2 separate regions of the Homo sapiens genome follow, and region 1 is linked to region 2. A link is an interaction called in ENCODE POLR2A ChIA-PET data of the cell type or tissue named here. Cell type or tissue: CD4-positive, alpha-beta T cell. All regions are shown on one strand. Each heading gives the region's core, and the rest is flanking DNA. Links, peaks and the distances in the headings are about the cores only.

What was found. Peaks named below come from ENCODE experiments on the same cell type or tissue, not always from the same donor. Only the 100,000 strongest peaks of a DNase experiment are listed, where the experiment ranks them.
Region 1: POLR2A ChIA-PET joins it to region 2 with 8 read pairs; 1 of 35 experiments calls an interaction of 5 or more read pairs at or near these places.

The regions. Positions count from the first base shown.
Region 1 is chr15:78,058,849-78,064,270 of GRCh38, forward strand. The region is part of intron 1 of TBC1D2B (TBC1 domain family member 2B); the gene reads right to left. Among named protein-coding and RNA genes, the nearest start is that of TBC1D2B, 16 kb to the right of the region's middle. RefSeq lists an enhancer at 3,221-3,330. In CD4-positive, alpha-beta T cell, for the core only: no CTCF peak of the experiment used is centred there; a DNase peak (open chromatin) is centred at 3,243; H3K4me3 peaks cover 754 bases; H3K27ac peaks cover 1,344 bases.
Region 2 is chr15:77,076,235-77,081,656 of GRCh38, forward strand. No RefSeq gene overlaps it. Among named protein-coding and RNA genes, the nearest start is that of TSPAN3, 7.8 kb to the left of the region's middle. In CD4-positive, alpha-beta T cell, for the core only: no CTCF peak of the experiment used is centred there; a DNase peak (open chromatin) is centred at 2,607.

The sequences.
Region 1 (5,422 bases), core at 1,030-5,029, 980 kb after region 2:
ATGCCAGGCAAGCACCCAGCAAGAAGCCAGGTGCTGGTGTGTGCTGTCTGATGCCTTACCTAGGCCAGCTCCTGAGTCTCCCCTAACACCCGTCTCTCCAGCTCCTTCCTCCTCACCCTTCAAGGTCCAATGCAAAGGCCACCTCTTCAGAGCAGGTTTCCCTGACCTGGGTGTGCATTTTGTCTCCCCTAACACCAGTCTCCTCAGCTCCTTCCTACTCACCCTTCAAGATCCAATGCAAAGGCCACCTCTTCAGAGCAGGTTTCCCTGATCTGGGTGTACATTTTGTCTCCATTCTCTGAATAGGGAGCTCAGAGAATCTTGTAGCCCAGGTAACCCTCCCATGGAGGTGAGGGCACTCCCTGTGTGTTCCTCACTAACCCAAGTTCCTTAAAGGCAGAGACCAGACCTGCTGGTCTCAATACGATCCAAGATGTCTTGCACAGTGTCCTGAATATAAACACTCAAATATCTGACTCATCCTCTCATGTTCAATTGTTGCTACTTCCTCAATACTGCTGAAATCCCAGGTCAAATATGGCACCAATCCCAATATGAGACCAAGCTGAACATCTTGGAAAGCCATTGTAGTTGTCTCCTACATGGCTGCATGAACGTCCTGGGTGAGGGAGAGGGGCAGACAAGGATTGGGTGGGCACAATTCTACAGGACAGCCATCTGCTGCCTTTGGGGGCCAAGACATGAGGCACCAGCTCGGAGAATAAAAGCAAGCCATCCACATTCTGCTTGAGGTGGGAATGCAGTCCTTGACAGCTGGCTGAGAAGTACCATGTGATGCCCCAGCTGCTCCCACAAGCTGCTGTCCCCAGGTCTCCAGTAGCTCAAAACCCAGAAGCCCACTCTTGTGTGAGACAGGCCCTGGCCACCTGTTCCTCCTCTTGGGCCCCAGAGACTCCCCTCAGCCTCCCACCAGCTCTCAACTTGATGCTTAGACAAGTCCCACAATAAAGTTGTTTGATTACAAGTTAACTGATTTCAATACACGTATATTATGGGCCCACTCTCAGCAGGAAGTACATGATTGTGAGGACAGGGGCTGGAGTAGCAACCCAGCAGCATCTACAGGGAGTCGGGCCTCATCATCTCCACTAAACAACAAGTTTATCTAAGCTTTTATTCCCTTTAGTAAACAATGTCCACCTATCAAAATTTACCACATTTTAGAAGCTATACTAATGTTCACATTCTTTGACCCACAATTCTATTCCTGGGAATGTAGCTAAAGTAGTCCAAAAGAGGAAAAAGGGACAACACCATGTACATAAAGTGTTCATTTGCTTAACAAATGTTTATTAAGAGCCTAACTTGGGCCAAGTCCAGTAGTTAGCACTAAGAATACAGAACTGGATGAGATCTGGTTAATTCCTACCTCTGAGATATTCACCGCAAGCAAACATTTTCCTTTATGCCAACAATAAACAGTGGGAAACAAGTTTATAATTACAATCAACATAAAATGCCTAGGTATCCAATTAAGAAATCCAGAGGCCAGGCGCAGTGGCTCATGCCAGTAATCTTAGCCCTTTGGGAGGCCCAGGTGGGTGAATCACTTGGGCTCAGGAGTTTGAGACCAGCCTGAGCAACATGGTGAAACCACATCACTACAAAAAAAAAAAAAAAAAATTAGCCAGGCATGGTGGCGTGTGCTTGTAGTACCAGCTACTCAGGAGGCTGAAGTTAGATGATCCCTTGAGCCCAGGAGACAGAGTTTGCAGTGAGCCGAGATCTGTACCCAGCCTGGGCGACAGAGCAAGACCTATCTCTTGGTTGGGCACTGTGGCTCACTCCTGTAATCCCAGCACTTTGGGAGGCCGAGACAGGCAGATCACCTGAAGTCAGAAGTTCGAGACCAGCCTGGCCAACATGGTGAAACCTCGTCTCTATTAAAAATACCAAAATTAGCCAGGTGTGGTGGCACACTCCTGTAATCCCAGCTACTCGGGAGGCCGAGACAGGAGAATCGTTTACACCCAGGAAGCGGAGGTTGCAGTGAGCCGAGATCGCGCCACTGCACTCCAGCCTGGGCAACAACAGTGAAACTCTGTCTCAAAATGAAATCAGAAGACCCTGTCTCTTTAAAATATAATAATAATAGGCCAGGCACAGTGGCTCATGCCTGTAATCCCAGCACTACGGGAGACAGAGGCAGGCAGATTGCTTGAGCCCCGGAGTTCAAGATCAGCCTGGGCAATATGGTAAAACCTCGTCTCTATTAGAAATATAAATTTACCAGGTGTGGTGGCACACTCCTGTAATCCCAGCTACTTGGGAGGCTGAGGCAGGAGAATCATTTAAACCTGGGAGGCAGAGATTACAGTGAGCCAAGATTGTGCCATTGCACTCCAACCTAGGCAACAAGAGCAAAACTCCATATCAAAAACAAAACAAAAGACCCTGTCTCTTAAAAATATAATAATAATAGGCCAGGCACAGTGGCTGACACCTATAATCCCAGCACTTTGGGAGGCAGAGGCAGGCAGATCGCTTGAACCGAGGAGTTCAAGACCAGCCTGGCCAACATGGTGAAATCCCCTCTCTACAAAAAGTACAAAAATTAGCCAGGTGTGGTGGTGCATGCCTGTAGTCCCAGCTACTCAGAAGGCTGACGTGGGAGAATTTCTTGAGCCCAGGAGGTTGAAGCTGCAGTGAGCCATAACTGTACCACTGTACTCCAGGCTGGGTGACAGAGCGAGACCCTGTCTCCAAAAATATATATATAATTTATATATATATTATATATAATAGCATTAGGACAACTGGTCAAATACCTGGAAAAAAAATAAGTGATGCCCTGGGTGAGAAACCTATCATCAGAGAAAATAATTTCAAATTCAATTCATGATTTAATAAACTAATGAATTTAATAAAAACCATTAAATGAATGAATTTAATAAATTTAATAAAAACCATTAAATTAGAAAAAAAAAGCCTGTATAATTAAAATTAAGTTCCTGTCTCTTTCTGCCTCTTACAACAACAGTTGTATAGATTTCCACCAAATTATAAAGGTATGGAAGGGATGACAGGACTTAAATCAAGCAATGTGGCACAGCAGAAATTCACACGGGAAGGTTTAGCTAAAACTGAAGTATAAACAGCAGCCACAAGACTCTATGCAGAAAATGAATGCCATGTGCACCATGATGCACTAGACGAGGAAAACAAAACACTCTGTCAAGACCGAGCCCAAAACTGAAAGCTAGAAGGACAGACACTTCAAACTGTAAGCCCCGGAGCTGCTTCTCCCACGGGCAACCCTGCAAGCCGTCTCCAGGCAGCAGGGAGTCACTGATTATAAGAGGGCTGATTAGTCTCCCCAGCAGCACAAGAAACTGCTGTCCTAACATTTCTATTCTCTTGGAAGGTAAAGGGCTTTCTAAACCCACAAAGAAAGCAAAGCAAAGAAAATATGTGTCTAAAACACTACAAATAAATTAATAGACAATGACGAACTGAAAAAAGACCAAACAACTTCAAAGTCACTAAGCATGGTGTAGAGTTTCACACCACTATAGCTTTGCAGGGCTCTTCACTCTTCCTGGACTGTGGGAAGTCCTGTTTGTCTGGTGAGATCCCATTAATCTTTAGTTTTAAAAAACAACAACATATTTTAGACTTATATTTCAAATAATAACAATCTACATCTGCTGAGGAGAATTTGGAAAACACAGGAAAGCAAAGAAGAAAATAAAATGAACATAGCTGCATCACCAGAAATAACCTCCATCAATACTTTGGTATTTCCAAACATCTTTCTACCCATAAATGTATAGAAAATTCTCTACCCATATATTTTCTACCAATTTTCTAGCCAATTGGTAGAAAACCAATTTTCTTTATAAAACTGTATTAAAATTATATAGACTCTTCCATAATATATATTTGCATATTATATTAGACACCATCAATTAAACAATTACTGTGTGCCAGACACTATGCTTTCGCTTTATACACACTGTCATTTAACCCTCGTAACTAACTCTCCCCAAACAGTATCATCTGCTTGCCCATGGACCCTGGAGCCTAACTACCAAGGTTCAAATCCCAGCTCTGCTACTGGCTGGCTATGTTAGGTATGTTACATAAATTGTCTGGGCCTCGGATTCCTTGCTGGTAAAATTGAAATAATAATAATAGGAACCTACTTCATGGTATTGAAAATTAATTAGTTAACATGTGTTAAGCTCAAAAGGGTGTTTGGCACAAAGTACTCATTAGGTATCAACTATCTATATTATCATGTTTACCGATAACCCACTTAACATGTGTTAAGCTCAGAAGAGTATTTGGCACAAAGTACTCGTGTATCAACTGTCTATATTATCATGTTTACCCATGATAACCCACTTAACATCTGTTAAGCTCAGAAGAGTATTTGGCACAAAGTACTCACTGTGTATCAACTACCTATATTATCATGTTTACCCAAAATCTCATAGCCACTTGGCACAGTCAAAACTCAAACCTGAGTCTGCATTACTTGCTATCAAGGGGAAGGATGAGAGAGCATGTCCAAGACAAAATCAATCCTCTCAGCATTTTAGCAGAAATCACAAGTTCCTCTATGGTTTTTCTCAAATATTGAAATGCTGATGGCCTCAATCAATAGCAAAGTTCAAATAAAAGCCTCTAGGTTGGCTTCAGGGACAAATAAAACTATATCAGATGCTGGTCCCCACATCAGTAGAGAAGGTCCTCTGGACATTAAATCTAGAGGGGTCAGCATAGTGTCACTGGGAGAGGGCATGACCATCAGTCTATGATGGCCAACATGGTTCCACTCTTAATCACAACTCTGCTCTAAGGGTGTTTCTCAAAAATAGACTGCTGTGAGCAATAACAACACCACACACAAGCAAATATGGAGAGGACAGAAACTTCTCCAGTCTGATATAATAGAATCGCCAGGTCTCCTATTCCTAAGGACTCCCTTGTCAGTCTCTCAGATTCATGCATCCTGACAGTCTCAGAGTCATCTACCCCTGGGCCTCTGGGTCTCCAGATTCATCTACCCCTGGGCCTCTGGGTCTCCAGATTCATCTACCCCTGGGCCTCTGCAACAGCTTCCTAACTGGACTTGCTGTCTCAGTCTCTCCTCTCCAAACTCTCTTCTGACACCAAGCCAATGAAGTCATATATGTCGCATGCTTAAAACTCTCTCATGGCTTCCAAGTGTCAAGAAATCTGGCCCACACTGCCCCACACTCCACAGAACTATAACCTTTCTCCCACACAAAAGGCCCACAAAAGCCTTCACAATCTCTGCTCCTACTGCACTAACACCTCCCTAACAAATTCCCACTCACTCAAGACCCAGTTCAAACATCTCATCTGTAAGGCCAGCCAACATCCCTTATACAACCAAACGATCATTCCTCCAACACGCTCTATGTGACGCACA
Region 2 (5,422 bases), core at 862-4,861:
AACTTTTCTCTGCATTTTTATAGAATACACTGATTACTCCGAATTTTTATGCATAGTGAACTGAGACATTTTAACAGTTCCTAGAGAAAAGATGACACAAAGAGATGCTGGGGATGGATAATACCTTCCATTTGCTTCGTGTATTACTCTTTACCAATTAAAAAGCCTTAATAGATTCAGGCCTTTAAAGAGGCAGAAAATCATTATGCAAGTTTCTTGGCAGTGAAAATGCATATTGTGCTACCCCACACAACTCCACTTCTACTGACAAAATACAGAAGACCTTTGGTTCAGCTATTTTCCTGGCACCATGTCCCAAGCTCTTTAAAAGTCTGTCTCTTATTGGCAAGTGCTGGAATACAATAGGAGTCATTATTGTTTTTCGTGTCATCAAACATGGCAAAGATGTCGCATGAATTGCAGGATGAATTATGTAGCTTGGGAAACACTTTTCCAGGAACTGGGAAAGGAGTGGAACAGACACAGCTGACAGGCTGAGTCAGTGCGGTGGCAAAGAGCATGGGTCCTGGGACCAACTGCTGAGATTTCACTCTTGGTTCTTACTCCTCAGGTGACCTTAGCCAAGTTACTTTAAACTCTCTGGGCCTCAGTTTCCTCATCTGTAAAATGAGGAATAATATTTGCTAGTATAGAATGGGCACAGTGGCTCACCCCTGTAATCCTAGCACTTTGGGAGGCCAAGGTGGGTGGATCACCTGAAGTCAGGAGTTCAAGACCAGCCTGACTAATATGGTGAAATCCCGTCTCTACTAAAAATACAAAAAATTAGCCAGGCATGGTGGTGCATGCCTATAATCCCAGCTACTTGGGAGGCTGAGGCAGGAGAATCACTTGAACCTGGGAGGCGGAGGTTGCAGTGAGTGGAGATGGTGCCACTGCACTCCAGCCTGGGTGACATGAGTGAAACTCCTCTGTCTCAAAAAATATATATATATATTTATATATGTGTGTGTGTGTGTGTATATATATACACACATATACATATATGTGTATACGTATATACGTGTATATATACATATATACATATATGTGTATGTGTATATATACATATATACATATATGTGTATGTGTATATATACATATATACATATATGTGTATGTGTATATATACATATATACATATATGTGTATGTGTATATATACATATATACATATATGTGTATGTGTATATATACATATATACATATATGTGTATGTGTATATATACATATATACATATATGTGTATGTGTATATATACATATATACATATATGTGTATGTGTATATATACATATATACATATGTGTATGTGTATATATACATATATACATATATGTGTATGTGTATATATACATATATACGTGTATGTGTATATATACATATATACGTGTATGTGTATGTGTATATATACATATATACGTGTATGTGTATGTGTATATATACATATATACGTGTATGTGTATGTGTATATATACATATATACGTGTATGTGTATGTGTATATATACATATATACGTGTATGTGTATGTGTATATATACATATATATGTGTATGTGTATATGTGTATATATACATATATACATATATGTGTATGTGTATATGTGTATATATACATATATACATATATGTGTATGTGTATACATGTATATACGTGTATATATACATATATACATATACACACACACATTATATATATATATTTATATATATATATATTTATATATATATATTTATATATATAAATATATATATATAAATATATATATATATATGCTAGTATAGCAGTCCCCCTTATCCTCAGGGGTAAGTTGCAAGCTCCCCAGTGGGTGCCTGAAGCCAAGGACAGTACGGAGCCCTATGTCTACTGTGTTTTTCATCTAATTACCAAGAGGGCTACTGAGTGACCAATGGGTGAGTGGTGTATACAGCGAGGGTACACTGGACAAAGGGAGGATTCATGTCATGGGCAGGATGGCGAGAGATTTAATCATGCTACTCTGAATGGTGCAAAATTTAAAATGTATTGTTTACTTCTGGAATTTTCCAATTAACATTTTCAGCCCATAGTTTACCGTGAGTTTCTGAAACCATGGAAAGTGCGACTGCAGATAAGAGAGGACTGCTGTGTTTTCTTCAAAATGGGGGTGGTGATAAGAATAATACCGATTTCGGCAGGGCGCAGTGGCTCACGCCTGTAATCCCAGCATTTTGGGAGGCCGCAGCGGGCGGATCACGAGGTCAGGAAATCGACACCATCCTGGCTAACACGGTGAAACCCTGTCTCTACTAAAAAAAAAAAAAAAAAAATTAGCAGGGCTGGTGGTGACGGGCGCCTGTAGTCCCAGCTACTGGGGAGGCTGAGGGAGGAGAATGGCGTGAACCCGGGAGGCGGAGCTTGCAGTGAGCCGAGATCAGGCCACTGCAGTCCAGCCTGGGCGACAGAGCTAGACTCCGTCTCAAAAAAAAAAAAAAAAAAAAAAAAGAATAATACCGATTTCACAGAGTGCATTTAATCCGAGAGGATTACACGATAAAACAAACACAAAGTACTCAGCTCTACTGCTCAGCAGCACATGACACGGACGGCAGCCAGGTCACTGAGTTTGAGAAGCCTTAGAAGTCCTTTGCGTCACAATTTGCCACTTCCTACTTTTTTTTTTTTTTTTTGAGACGGAGTCTTGCTCTGTCACCCAGGCTGGAGTGCAGTGGCACCATCTTAGCTCACTGCGACCTCTGCCTCCCGGGTTCAAGCGATTCTCCTGCCTCAGCCTCCCAAGTAGCTGGGACTACAGGCGTGGGCCACCATGCCCTGCTAATTTTTTGTATTTTTAGTGGAGACGGGGTTTCACCGTGTTAGCCAGGATGGTCTCGATCTCCTGACCTCGGCCTCCCAAAGTGCTGGGATTACAGGCATGAGCCACCTCGCCCGGCCCCTACTTTTTTTAATTAAAATTCTTACTGAATTAAAACATACACTCAGAAAAGTACACAAACCATAAATGCATGGCTTCACTGTTACAAAGCGAGAGCAGTTGTGAAACCACCACCCAGATGAAGAAATAGAGGGTGGCCAGCACCCCAGAAACCTTCTCTCCTGGGCCCTTGCCGTTGTTACTCCCCAGCAAGAACCACCACTATCCTGATTCCTAACACCAGATCAGTTTTATCTGCTTTTGAACTTTTTATGAATAAAATTTTACATATAAATGAATCACAAAGAGTCATGATCTTCTGTGTTTAGCATCTTTCACTCCACATCATATTTACGGGATTCATGTATGTTGTTGCATGAAGCAGAAGTGTATTCATTTCTTGTGAATATTCATATTCAATTGTATAATTATAGCACAATGAATTTGTTTATTCTATAGTTGAGGGACATTTGGATTATTTGCAATGTTTGTTTGTTTGTTTTTTGAGACAGAGTTTCGCTCTTGTTGCCCAGGCTGGAGTGCAATGGTGCGATCTCAGTTCACCGCCACCTCCATCTCCTGGGTTCAAGTGATCCTCCTGCCTCAGCCTCCTGAGTAGCTGGGATTATAGTCATGTGCCACCACACCCAGCTAATTTTGTATTTTTAGTAGAGACAGGGGTTTCACCATGTTGGCCAGGCTGGTGTCGAACTCCCGACCTCAGGTGATCCACTCCGCCTCGGTCTCCCAAAGTGCTGGGATTACAGGCGTGAGCCACCATGCCCAGCCAATTGTTTGCAGTTTTCAGGCTATTTAGAGTAGCGCTGCTATGAATATTCTTGAGTCCTCCAATCCATGAATGTGATATATCCCTCTCACCCTTTATTTAGGTCTTCTTTAATTTCTGTCAGTGATGTAGTATGTAGTTTTATACATCTTTTATTAGATTTATTTCTAGATATGTCTTGCTTTGATGTTATTGTAAATGGTCTCATTTTTAGAATTTCACTTTCTAATTGTTTGTAGCTATTAGTAGAAATACTACTGTTTTTGGCTGGGCACGGTGGCTCACACCTGTAATCCCAGCATTTTGGGAGGCCGAGGTGGGTGGATCACCTGAGGTCAGGAGTTCAAGATGAGCCTGACCAACATGGTGAAACCCTGTCTCTACTGAAAATACAAAAATTAGCTGGGTGTGGTGGTGGGCGCCTGTAATCCCAACTACTCAGGAGGCTGAGGCAGGAGAATCTCTTGAATCCAGGAGGAGGAGGTTGCAGTGAGCTGAGATTGTGCCATTGCACTCCAGCCTGGGTGACAGAGCAAGACTCCGTCTCAAAAAAAAAAAAAAAAAAAAAAAGATTAAAAAAAAAGAATCTACTGTTTTTTGTATATAGAGAGGGTATCCAGCAACCTTGCTAAATTTTATTGATTTTAAGGGTTTGTATGTAGATTTAAAAAAATTTTTTTTTAGAGATGGAGTCTCACTATGTTGCCCAGGCTGGAGGACACTATTCACAGGCATGATTGTAGTGCACTGCAACCTTGAGCTCCTGGGCTCAAGCAATCCTCCTGCCTCAGCCTCCCAAGCATTGGGACTACAAGCACATGCCACTGTGCCAGGCTTTATCTGTAGATTAAAAAAAAAATCCTATGTACATAATCATGTTGCCTATGCATAATAGCAACTTTATTTCTTTTTTTCCAATACATAAGACGTAAGATTTTTATTTTTTTTCCTGCCCTATTGCACTGGTAAAATCCAAGCACAATGTTGAATGGAAGTAGCGATAGCATGTCTTCTTGATTTATTTCTAATATCAGAAGAAAACATTCAATATTTCACCACTCAATGTGATGTTTGCTATAGGGCTTTTACAATGCCTTTGTAAGATTATTTTTAAGAATTACTTGTTTGCTAAGAAGTTTTTTATTTTTAAACCATGAATGAGTGTTGAATTCTATCAAATACTTTTTCTGCATTCCAGCCTGGGCTACAGAGTGAGACTCGGTCAAAAAAAAAAAAATCCCTCCTTGCAGGGATATAGACACTTTCAACAGCATCTCAGTTGAACTGCCTACTAAAGCAAAAATTCTTCTGTAGAAAGACCACCTGACTTTAATGAATGGCCCTGTAACCTGAGGGGAGAAGGGAGAGAAAAGAAAGGCACTTTGGGATCCCTTAAAAGAGGAGGTGACCAGCCAAGCATGTTGGCTCATGCCTGTAATCCCAACACCTTGAGGCCAAGGTGGGCTGATCACTTGAGGTCAGGAGTTCGAGACCAGCCTGGCCAACATGGTGAAACCCTGTCTCTACTAAAAATACAAAAAAAAAAAAAAAAAATCTCTGGGCGTGGTGATGGGTGCCTGTAATCCTGGCTACTTGGGAGGCTGAGGCAGGAGAATCGCTTGAGGCAGGAGAACCTGGGACACGGAGGTTCCAGTGAGCTGAGATTGTGCCACTGTACTCCAGCCTGGGCAACAGAGCAAGACTCCATCTCGAAAAAGAAAA